Linked DNA regions of Homo sapiens: region 1 is linked to region 2. Evidence: chromatin contacts called from ENCODE Hi-C or POLR2A ChIA-PET data. All regions are on one chromosome and are shown on one strand. Each heading gives the region's core, a stretch centred on a gene start or an enhancer-like site at or near the end of the contact. The rest is flanking DNA. Distances are from core to core; before and after follow the strand shown.

Region 1 (6,517 bases), core at 229-2,728, 190 kb after region 2:
CTTCTTTTAATTTTTCAATTTACAATATTAGCCAAAGGAGCACTTTAATGTTCCAGGCACTCTTGCAAGAGCTTTAAAAATGCTAACTTCTTATATCTTCTATAAGATAGGTATAATTATTATTATTATTATTATTCCCTTTTTTTTTTTTTGAGACGGAGTTCACTCTCTTCGCCCAGGCTGGAGTGCAATGGTGCGATATCGGCTCACTGCAACCTCCGCCTCCCGGGTTCAAGTGATTCTCCTGTCTCAGCCTCCTGAGTAGCTGGGATTACAGGCATCCACCCCCAGGCCCAGCTAATTTTTGTGGTTTTAGTAGAGACGGAGTTTCACCACGTTGGTTAGGCTGGTCCATTTTGCTGGTGAGAAGAGTCCATAGAGATTAAGTAACTCTTCCACAGACACACAGTTGGTGTTCATGTACAATTTGAACCCAGTTAGTTTGGCTTCATAATCTTTGCAATTAATTAACCACTATGCTGCTACATATATGTATATCCTTAAATATTATAGTAATAATAATAGTCTTATTTCATAAGAAATCAAACTTTACATAAACTGTATATTTAGAAAATTTTCTGCAATTATCTTTTTTCCATTCAGCATTATACTTCTGAAGTTTATCCATATTGATGTTTGTAGGTCTAATTCATTATTTTCTCACCTGTATATAATTTAATCATGTAAATTTACCTCTACTTATTTATTCATTTTCATTTCCATGGCTACTTAGATTGCTTCCAATTTTTTGCTACTACAAATAATTTTGCAAAGAACATTTTAAATACCTATCTCCTAGTAGACAAATGAGTTTTCCTAGGCTATATTTCTATAAGTGAAACATGTGGTCACAGGACATGTGCTTAGGCAATGTTATTAATACTAGATTTTGCCAAGTTTTCCTTTTAAAATGGTTGACCAATTTACATTTCCAATGCAGCGTATGAGAGCTTTTTTTGATTGCTCCACGTCTTTGCTATAGTTATATCATTAGGCTGTTCAGTTTTTGCCCAGCTGATGTGTACACAACAGAATTTTACTGTCATTTTACCCATTACATGCTTAACAGTTCGGCATATCTGTTCCACTTATCTATTGCTGCCTAGCAAATTACTCTAAACTTTAGCCTCTTAAAACAATCAGTTTTTGATGTTTAGAAATTTCATGGATCGCAAATTTAAACAGGTAACAAAAGAAATGGCTTATCTCTGCCCCAGGATGCCTGAGGCCTCAGCTGGGATCACTGACCACTGGGGGTGACTCAACGGATGGGGCTGGTATCATCTGGAGGAATCTTTACATATGCTGGCCATTGGTTCAGATTTCACATGAAGATACTACTGCTGTGAATACTATGTACGGCTTCTACGTTTGGCCTGGGCTTTCTCACAGCATTGTGCTTCACGATAGTTGAACTTCTTTCAGTTTTAGTATATGTGCTGCTGACGTAAGCACGATAGTTGAACTTCTTGTATGGTGACTCAGATCTCCGAATTAGAGTATCTCAGTAAACAAGGTTGAAGCTGTATTATTCTTTTATGACCCAGCTTTTATAAGTCACACTATTGCTTCTCCTGCACTATATGGGTTAGAAGTAAGTCAACAAGGTAAGCACACGTTCAAAGGGAGGGAAAATAGGAGAAATGTCCCCTCTTCTCAATAGGAGGAATGTCAAAGAATCTGCAAACAAGTTTAGAACTGCCATAATGTCCCACAAGTGTTTAGTCATTTTCCCTAAAATAACATTCACTTAACAAAGTATAGTTTGTTTTGAATAATATTTCACATTAATTACGTTATTGTTAAATGTCTTATTGTTAAAAAGTCTTCAAAATTTTTATTAAAAGATAAAAGTGGTGATGAATATAATGAAATTGATACTTTTAACTCATAATAATTTTTAAATCCTAAATTGTGAAGCTGATTCTATTGAGAATATTAATTTTGAATCTATGTATTAGGAGAAACAAATCTTTGAGTTTCATGATTTCTCACAAGTGGTAGAAAAATAAAAGTGGGAGGAGGAGGAAAAAGTCATAAATATTTGAGAGCAAGATCTTGTAGGATTGGGCAATTATTTGCTTCTCATCCATCATGTTGTTTATTAGGATAATTTCTTAACAAGTGGTATGGTATCAGTGAAATGTTACATCTATCACCCTCATCAACCCATAAAGTTTTCCCAAAACAACAGGAAATAATTATTTTATTTTAAAATAATTATTTTCTATACAAAATTGTTGGGTTTTATTTTTAAAGGTGAAGAAGAGATTTTAGTGAACATCGGCTATTTTCTTGTCTGACCAGCACATCTTTCTTTGGAGGACTACCCCTCTCCCAATGCACATAATTCTGATGAGGCTTTCAATCATGTATTTCTCTTTGTCCAGCCACAGAAGCAGGCTCTGACCCAGGCTGGACAATCAGAGTCCCTTTTCGGGCTTGATATAGTGCAGGAGACTTCCTTCTCCTTTAACTGGGACCAAAACTCTTTTGAAAGTGTGAGTCTGGAGTAGCTGGTGGTTTCATTTTCTGCCCCATGGAGAGTGCTTATTGAGGATGAAGTCAATTCTGAGGAAAGCATGGCCCAGAGGTGGAGAGAGAAAGGCAGAGTTCTGATTATATCTTCTGATCTTTTAGATCTTATTGGACAGAAGTCCCTCCTCAGCCTTCCTGGTTATGAGAGTCAGCTGCTGTTCTGTTTTTGCAAAAACGACTTTTCATTGTGTGGTCCGCCACTTGCTAGGGAGAGTGTGTTTGATCACTATCAATTCCAGAAGTACAAAAGCACGATTCAAAGTCTAACTCCTTAGCAAAAATCAGTACTGGACACACTATTATTAGGAAATCTGTAAAACCAGTCCCAAATAACTGACAAGTGATATCTATGGAGGGAAAGCAAAATTAGAAAAAGCTTATCAGTGGCATATAATCTAGAGCAATGTATTTTTACCTTAAAGCTAGGTAAGATGGCTGATGAGTAGATTCTGAATTGGATTTTAGGAGCTGGTGATATATGAAGGAAAAACACTCAGCAGCTTTTTATCACATGGAAAAAAACTTCTGTTTGGTTAGTGATTATTTTCTGAACCATGGTATAAACAGGAATAAGGTTATCAACAGATAAGTAAGTGACAAAGAAGGACATTGCTACTTGAATAAAAGAGGCTTTTTTTTGGATGTCCAATTAACCACATGATTTATTGACAGAAAACAGTCCAACTCAGCCATGTGCTTCCTGACTTTGACTCACTATTTAAAAAATAGTAAAAACTTTAATAAAAAGTTGGTTGTGTTGATTACGTGTTTTTAGCATATTGTGGTGAAGAAATTGGCAGTGAAGATAAGAGGGTTTTTTTTTTCCCTCACATGACGGTGGTCTGGCTGTTAAAAGAAAGGGTTCTCACGAGTTTGAGATATGAAGAATGAGAGGAAACATTTCTTCATGGCAATAATAATGCTAGAGAAGCCATTTTAGTGACATCTGGTGGCTTGCACAAAAGCATATTGATGATGTAGTATCACATTTTCCATCTTGAAATTAAAGGATCAGGCTGGGTGCGGTGGCTCACGCTTGCAACCTTAGCATTTAGGGACGCTGAGGAGGATGGATCACCTGAGGTCAGGAGTTCGAAACCAGCCTGGCCAACATGGTGAAACCCCATCTCTATTAAAAATACAAAAAAATTAGCCAGGAGTGTTGGCATATGCCTGTAATCCCAGCTACTTGGGAGGCTGAGGCAGGAGAATCAATTGATCCTGGGAGTACGAGGTTGCAGTGAGCCGAAATTGTACCACTGCACTCCAGCCTGGGTGACAGAGCGAGACTCTGTCTCAAAAAAAAAAAAAAAAAAAAAAAAAGAAATTAAAGAATCAAGATTTCTTAAGACTGAACTCTGGTGAAAATGGCTTGTTAAGAGTAGGACTCTTACAAGATTGATGATCTAAAAAAAATGTATTAAATCAATGCTCTGTTATTGGGCGTGTTTATTTTTATCTTTGATTAATTACTTTATCATTACAAAGAATGCAAACAACTCAACAAGGTATAAGGGAAGAATTAGGAAATAACCTCAAATCTCATACCATTGATAACATTATTACACTATTCTCGGTGCACATATTGAGACAGAAGGGTAGAGAGGTAGAGAGGTACCTAACTAGATAGCACTAATTTTTTTTTTTTTTCCAGGAGGCCAGGAAATATTTTATTGACAACCAGGGACACAGCCATAAGAGAGAGAAGCACACAGGACTCCAAACTAACATCCAATAGTCAGCAAGGGCCCTCTGGGCCAGGAATACTGAATCCTGGTGTCCTCACAGTCTCCCACCAGTAGACATACATTACTGGGCATCCAAGGGAGGGGGCAGTGGCTCTGGTGTCCCAGAGAGTGAGAGGATATATGATGCCTCATTACGAGCGACAGGGTAGGGAGGTAAAATGGAGGGTCCATCACTGCCTAAGACCACCTCCTCCTCTCAGAGCCAACACCAGGTGAAGGACTGAACCACCTAAAATCTTGTAATCAGCTGCTGTCTTCTCATCATTCATGTTTGCCACTGTAGATGAGCCTCTGCTGTTGTGGAGGGATTCCCTCTTTCTCCTCCACATGCTCCTTGATTCACTCCACCTTGTCTGTAGGTTCAATATCAATCTCAGTCTCCTTTCCAGTTAGTGTCTTCACTTTAATTAGCATCTTCTTTCCAGTTTGGGGCTGCACACGGATAAATTGCTGCTCCTACCACTCCGGTCGCCACTGCTGCTCTTCCAGATAGCACTGATTTTATAAAATTGTATTATACTTTTTTTTTTTGAGACAGAGTCTCACACTGTTGCCCAGGCTGGAGTGCAGTGGCGTGGTCTCAGCTCACTGCAACATCCACTTCCCAGGTACAAGTGATTCTCCTGCCTCAGCCTCTTGAGTAGCTGGGACTACAGGTGCACACCACCAAGCCCAGCTAATTTTTGTATTTTTAGTAGAGACAGGGTTTCACAGTGTTGGCCAGGATGGTCTCGATCTCTTGGCCTTGTGATCCACCCGCCTTGGCTTCCCAACCTGCTGGGATTACAGGCGTGAGCCACTGGCGCCTGGCTTATACTTTTTAATATAAAGTGTTCAGTTTAATTTTGTCTATATTACAAAATCTAATTCACTAGAAAAAACTGAAATGAAAATAAATTTAACGCAAGGAAAAGAAGTTGAAGGGAAAATGAAAACTGTTTATATATGTTCCTTCCTCACAAAAAAATTACAAAACCATAAAGAAAAAATTGAGAGGTTAGAGTTATTATCTTATTTAATCCACTTCAATTTTAGACTCCATTAATTGACATCCTGCTATAAAATGTATGGATGTTAGAAGTTTTCTACCTTCTCTCACTTCTTTCTTTCTCTACCTTCCAACTTTGTTAGTTATATTATTCTAAGTTTGCCAAGGTTTAAAACATTTACATTCAGTTCTATGATTGTAATCATCATAGGTGCTTATAATTAGAACTACATTAAGACAGATTCAGAGTTTACCACAAGCTTTACATCACTGCTTCTATATTACTACATTCTTCATTTGGTTTTCTATAATTTTTCTTTTTGATATTTAAAGGTGTCTGCTTTGTGCCTTTAAATTAAATGCAACTTGGCTGGGTATAATATTCTTGGCTTATACTTTCTTTTCCCTAGAACTTTATAGCCATTATGTAATTATCTTTTGGCATGGAATATTATTGTGGAGACTTCTGAGGCCAGCCTGGTTCCCTCCCCACCCCCACCCCCAGTCTTGGGGGTTGATTTTTATGCATAATATTTTAATTGTTAAAATGCAAAACCTTCACCAGAATATGGTTTGGTGTTGAAAGCAGTATGTCAATTTTTCCTGAAAAACAGGTGTTCTTTCAGCATGTAAATTTAGTTCTTCTTTCATTTTGGAGATGAACTTTCTGTATGATATATTTGAATAATTTTTCTATTGTATTTATTAGCTTCTTATACTAACTGTGGATCATCTTTGTTTTCAATATCCATTACCATCTCTGAATTTTCTTTAATCTTTTTATTTTGCATTTGCTGAAATTATCTCACTATAATAAAAGCCTTTTCTGTATATTAGTGTCTGTGGCTTCAGCCACCACTTAACACCATTTCCATTCTGCGTCTGGTGTCTGGAGACGTTTATCTTGTTCTGAGTGCAATGTATGTCATTAAAGATATTTTAAAACATGCTCTATCATTGTATCAGCGTGTTTGGGGAGGGAGAGTGGAGGGAGGAAAGGATGGGTTTGTGTTTTTAAAGTTTTAACCTGACCACAATTCTCTTCTAAGTTTTACAAGCTATTCTGTAGCTAAATTCTTATTCCTAATGATGTTTATTTGGGGGGTTTGTTTCTCTTTTTTTATTTCTTTCCTTCAGATTTCCCTGAGGCTGTTTCTTCTTTGTGGGACCATTTTCCTAAAGCACAATTTTGGAATTCCTTAATGAGAATCTATTGGTAGTAAATATTCTCTTTCATTTGGAA
Region 2 (6,187 bases), core at 3,302-5,801:
TTCCCTCAGGATCACTTGACAGACCCCCTTCATCCCAAGAGCACTCTGGGTCTCTCCTAGCCACCTTCCCTTCTTCAATCCTCCATCTAGAATTTTACAGGATAGATTTTTGAACAAACAGATCTTTATGGATCTCCTTAAACCATGGCAAATATCAGCGTTCCACCTTTAGGGTAGCTGCTTCATAGAATTATGATCATAGCATATTTTTAGAACTAGAAAGAACGTTGGAGCTTATCTGTGTTTTTTTTGTTTGTTTGTTTTGTTTAATTAGCATGATCTTTGCTTAAAAGAAACCTTATTTGGATATCTAGTTTATAAAACAAGTAAGAGTGGAGCTGTGCTGGATGGAGGGGCAGTGTGTCCCCACTGTCCTTCAACTTCTCACCTCTGAATTCCCAGAACAGCCTACACATGCCATCAACATAGTACTCTACAGAAGACCTCCGAAAACTGCCTGATTTGCTAGATGAAGATTGCCAAAGAGTTTCACTTTGTACTTCCTCCTTCCCCTTGGAGGTCTGATCTCTGTTCTCATGAACTTGAGACTATTGTCTGCCTGCCTCCAACCTACTTAGAGGGTCTCACGCCAGCTCCCTGCCAGTCACAGGCTTAACAACACTTTGCAGCAGTGAGTGTCATGAGGCTAGGTTTGGTTGACGAGGGTCCTTGAAAATATTCCAAGAGCCTGTACACAAGTGCTAAGTTTTCTCTTATTATAACATTACACTCTTAAAAATATTTAGCAAAAATAGAGACTTGTGAAAATGTTCTCCCTTCCAGCGACTGTGGTGAGAAAGCACTTCCCTGGGAGTCTGCAAAGACACAAAACATTTCTTGTTCTCACTTCAGCTTTTGACCAGCAAAATCCAGCTGAATTTTCTTTCATATCAATTGTTTCTGTCCTCAGAGACATCTAGATGCATTTGCATTACTTTAGTGGAAGCAGAGGGAGGATTGGCATGAAACTGGTAGTTGTGATAGTTTCTGGAAAGGTCCATGTTAGAGAAGAACAGATTGTTTTATTTACGTGCTCCATATGACAATTTAGGACAGATAGAAGATAACCAGGAAGGCTTGATGTAGAAATCTTAATTTAGCTTAGGCTCTGATTTAAAAATAAAATCTATGTGAATGGTGGGGGAAGAAGAAGGGAGCAATTGGAGGACTTCTTCATGTTTTACAGCTGGTAATTAAATTTTGCCATCCTGTTAGACCATATATTTTGAGAAGGCAAGGGAATATAGAAGAAAGCATGTGGGCTGTCAAGTCCTTCCTTCCTTCCTCTATTCATTTTTTTTGTCAATAATTTATGATTTATTTTTCTTCCTTCTTCCCTTTCTTTCTTGAAAAATTTTTTAGGCTCCTAAAATGTGCTTGGCATTGTTTGCTGCTAAGGACACAAGACTGAACTACACAGTATGGAGCTTACAGCCTGGGGAACATTATCATTCTACCTTTGTCATTTACTAGCTGAGTGACCTTGGGAAAAGAATAACTTAATCTTTCTGAGCTTCAGTTTCATCTTCTGTAAAATGGGAATAATACTGACTTCTCACGTGGGGGCAACAAATAAATGAGAATTGAATGAGTTAATGTGCCGATTACTCCCACAGTATGCCAGGTACATAGTAGGGGCTTAAAAAATTGGAGCCTATTCCCCTCTTACAGTCATTGTAACCTGATATTTAGGTTCATCTTCCCACATTCTACAAGGGTTAGGGCATCAGGCTCTTTATTCACTCTGCCTCAGAGTGCTCCTGAACATCCCCTTCAGCAACCTATAGGCCTTCCTAGCCATCCTGAATTCTCAAAACCCCTTCCAGACTTCAGCTCTTTCAGTCTCCCATTGAATCAGCATTTCAGTCCCTTCAGCCTCTCTGTTCTCTGGATCCCATCTTAGTGTCAAAAACTGTCAACCTCACCCTTCCCCCTTCAGCCCATCCTTTCTCTCCATGATGACTTTATTTCCTTTCATGTTCCTCCTGTATGCCACAGCCAAACATTCACTGCTGCCATCTCACCAGGATACTGCTCTTTTGTCTGCTCCATTGGCCATGGCAATCTATAACTCTGAATCTACCCAATTACTAGTTTTTTTTTTCTCTCACCTTTGGTTTACCTGTTGCTGCTGGAGAAAAGTGCTCAACCACACCAATGTTCATCTCTTTTAGTTTTATATTTCTTGTTTTACTGTTCCCTTTATACTGCCTCGAGAAGCTTTTACACATTTTTAGTTGGTTTGATCTTCCTTTCCTTCAATAACAACTGCTGTAGCATGCAATCTTTGTCTCTCTTTGCCCTCATCTCCATGCTATCTTCCTAAAATCATCCTCCACCATTCAAAAGTCACGTGTACCTCCTTTCCTACTTCCTAGTTGTCCAAGAAGAAAATGTATTCTTACTCTTTTCCAAACTCAATTAGTGCTCTTGTTCCTTTCCTCCCTCCCAGCTTCTCTTGAATCTGGTAGAACCAATAATTTCTTCTCTTGTTTGTCTCTCCCTCTTCATTGGCTCTTCCTCATTAACCTTCAAACATGTTCAAGTCAGTCAGTCTCTCATCGGGGTGCTACCTTGCTTCTCTTGATTATTGCCAAATGTCTTCATTGTGTCGTTTGTCCTCATTACTTTCACTTTCTCATTTATCATTTAAAGAGCCACTAAAATTGGGCTTTCACCCAATTTTCACACTACCATACTGAAACTCTCTTGGGGTGACCAGGGTCCTCTTAACAAAGCCAGTGGTTTCTTGAAGTTCTCATCCTTCTTGGCATGTCTTTGGTTTTTAACACTGTTGACTTCTTTCTTGAAATTTTCTTCTCCTTTGACTTCAATCCAATAATAATTTCTCTTAGTTTTTCTCCAAAATCTCTAAGCTTTCTGTTTCACTTTTCCATTAATGGTTCCTCTTCTGCCTATTCTTCAAGTGCTGGTGATGTTCCCCAAGTTTCTATGCTCAATCGTCTTTTCATTTTCTACATTCTTTCTTAGGATGATCTCATGCATACTCATGATTTCAACTGTAACATATAGGTTGATGACTTAAAAATTGGTAACTCCATGCCCCAGTCTTTCTCCTGAACTCTACTCCCTCTGCTAATAGCTAACTGGATAAATTGCAGGCACCTCACATTCGGTGGGGCTCACCTGCCCCACCACAAGCTGACCAGGCCACTCCTACCACTTCTCAGCTTTAATGTTAGATGCATTCAATAAAACCTGAGGTGCAAGACACTTAAGACCTCTGTGGAATTCTCTCTCTTTCTCCTTTTCCTTCATTACAAGTAACTAGTGCTTAGTAAAAGTCACTAGTTAATATTATAAGCAATTTCCTGTCCTGGGCCTTTACAAAAATTCAGTGGCATCCCAAAATAATTAGTAAGGTGAGAAGGATCTGAGTCACCAGGCCCACCCTGAGTTAGAAAAAACAGGCTGGGCGCGGTGGCTCATGCCTGTAATCTCAGCACTTTGGGAGGCTAAGGTGGGTGGATGACTTGAGGTGAGGAGTTCAAGACAAGCCTGGCCAACGTGGTGAAACCCTGCCTCTACTAAAAATACAAAAATTAGCTGGGCCTGGTGGTGCACACCTGTAGTTCCAGCTACTTGGGAGGCTGAGGCAGGAGAATTGCTTGAACCCGGGAGACTGAGGTTGCAGTAAGCCGAGATCATGCTACCATGCTACTGTACTCCAGCCTGGGCGACAGAGCAAGACTCTTAAAAAAAAAAAAAAAAAAGAGCAGGAGAGAGAGAAGAAACAAAGACAACCTCAAGCAGTGGCACATGGTCAGAATTTGCTTTTTGTCTCATATGTAGCAGGAAAGAACATTTCAGGCATCATTTCAGTAAGTTTCTGATATTCTTGCAATGCAATACAGTTTTGCAGGTAAAGCCCAAAGTTATTTGCTAAAGATGTCTAATTGCCCTTTTCATTTTGTTTTAAACTGAAAAAAAGCAAAACAAAGCAAAACAAGAAAACAATATCCTGGACTTCTTGGTCAGCAGGGGGAGCACTATCACTTTGCTCCGGGAAGATTTTCACCAAGGCAACAACTGTCTTTTAATATAGACCACATCCTAGCAACGAGGAGGAAAAAAATAATGACACGATCGATACATTTGCTCCCTGGTGGTTGCAATTTTTAAACACAGCTTTTTTTTTTTAGCCTTTGTATTTGAAAAATGTTTGCTTAGGAAGGGGTCATCAGCTATCTTTTTTTTTTTTTTTCTGTCCTGCCTTTTAGTCACTTTCTAATTTGAGAGAAAGGTATTTAATTCAGAAGACAGGGTTTTAAATGTGTCGTGGAGGCTGGTGTTACAGCACCTGGTTAGTATATGGGCTATGTCTGTGTGACACAGAAATAAAGACACTGATTTGCTCATTTTATTTAAACTAGTCAATACAGTGAGAGAAATCAGTCAAACTGGATTTCTGTCTAAAGTGACCTTTTGTTTGAGTGAATTGATTCAAGGAAATTGAAATGGGGACATGGTGTCCTTCTCAGACTCAGCTGGAGCAAAGCCTATCAAGCGAGGGTGGCAGCATCGTCAACAGGGAGCATCGGGCAACCGGGCTCTCATCTGGCTTCTGCTCTGTGATCTCGGACAGAACGTTTAACTTAACTCTTTGTACCATGATTTCTTCTCTTATAAACATCTCACACTTTTATGATGAGGAAATTATAAAATGGATTTGGAAGCATCTTGAAATATCAAGAAATGTCTATATAATAATTTACACAAAAGACCTAGCTTAGCTCATATACATTCAGACATATATAAGCTATAGAGGCATATATAGTACATATATACCCTATGTGTACATATGTATATATGTGTGTATGTAGCTAAATCCACATATTTATATATATGTAAGATATATATACACACATATATAAGAGATATTATAATTATACACATAAAGGAGGTGTTTAGGTGAAGACAATTCTTTCTGAAAGTATGACAGTTTATAGTAATTTCCCCACTTACAGAATAATAATAGCTTACAGGCAGAAATAATAAAGAATCCAGGACTCTTTTGATAATCTTTTATTTCCTAAAATTCTTATTTGGTGAAGAGAAGTTTATATCACTTATTTTCCATGAACATTTTAAAAAGAAGGAATTCTAATCTGTAGATGCTGCTTTAACTAAAGCTATCCTTATCTAATAATATACCTGATTAAATACTCTGCCAGAGTATTTTTCTTTCATCTCCTTTGTACCCTGAATGGAAGCATTGCATCAAAATATTTCTACAAGCATTTTAAGAGAAATAGATGAATAAGGGGAAATCTAGTTGGCACCAAAGAAACATGCATTTTATTCACTCAGGATCTAAAATGGCTGACTCGTTCTTTTTAAGTAAATCTTTCTCTTTTTCCAAATGACAACAAATAATTTAACATGTGACATTAGGCCTTTTTTTTAAGTAATGAATTTTTAATAAACAAATGGAATGGCTTTCATTTTTAATAATATATTATTCCATTATAAAGTGCAATTTGATCTATTTGATCTGTGGCTAGTTAACTCAGAGGTTAAGAGTGAGGTGCTAATGAATTCCAAGTAATAAGTTTAATTCCTGTGAGGTTCAGGGTTACTCGATACTATGGCTACAGACATATCCCTAATCCTAAATAATCATCCATCTTAAAAATTATTATTGCTATCCAAATCTGAGACCACGCAATGTAATGTCAGGTAAATAAGGCAAAACTATTTCTACCGTTAAGAGGCAACCAAGTCCATCTGCCCACTTGTAAGTGTTTTCAGTATCATCTTGGGATAGCTCCTTCATAATTATATTTTATATTTTTGGAGTACTTAGGAAAGGTATAAGTTGGGGAATTCCAGGTATTTTAATTAAATCCTACAGGACAACTGTGGTATCATACCTGACAAAAAGCTGAAGTACAGTGAAAAATATCTAGACTGGGAACTAGACATACTGTGTTTGAATCCCAGCTCTTCCATTAATCAGCTTTGAGCACTTAGACAAGTCATTTAACCTTTCCCAGCCTTGATTTCCTCGTGAAAATGAAGACAGAAATACCTATCTTCCAGCTTACTGTAGGGTTTAAATGAATTAATATATGTAAATATATGTAAATGAGTTTTTATATATACTTAGCATGGTGCTTGGCACATAATAAGTACTTAGTAAATAGTAGCTATCTCTAGCCTTCTG

What was found. Hi-C counts contacts between places; a loop is a spot of excess contacts on that map. ChIA-PET counts read pairs that join two places held with the same protein, here RNA polymerase II (POLR2A). Pooled maps may share reads with other maps.
Region 1: a map of PC-3 shows a loop between it and region 2 (6-fold over the local background). The contact joins two enhancer-like sites. A Hi-C loop is called at or near these places in 12 of 168 maps with a recorded cell type or tissue (Calu3, GM12878, HCT116 and 8 more) and 14 of 50 pooled maps. POLR2A ChIA-PET finds 5 or more read pairs at or near these places in 1 of 52 experiments (Panc1).

Annotation. Positions count from the first base shown.
Region 1 is chr1:84,242,517-84,249,033 of GRCh38, reverse strand. It overlaps the pseudogene NEDD8P1. Among named protein-coding and RNA genes, the nearest start is that of SAMD13, 56 kb to the left of the region's middle. Within about 2 kb of position 1,478, at least 6 of the 41 ENCODE cell types and tissues checked have a DNase peak (open chromatin) inside an H3K27ac peak, as active enhancers do; they include HCT116 and PC-3, where a contact is called at or near this core.
Region 2 is chr1:84,431,800-84,437,986 of GRCh38, reverse strand. No RefSeq gene overlaps it. Among named protein-coding and RNA genes, the nearest start is that of DNASE2B, 36 kb to the right of the region's middle. Within about 2 kb of position 4,551, at least 12 of the 41 ENCODE cell types and tissues checked have a DNase peak (open chromatin) inside an H3K27ac peak, as active enhancers do; they include HCT116 and PC-3, where a contact is called at or near this core.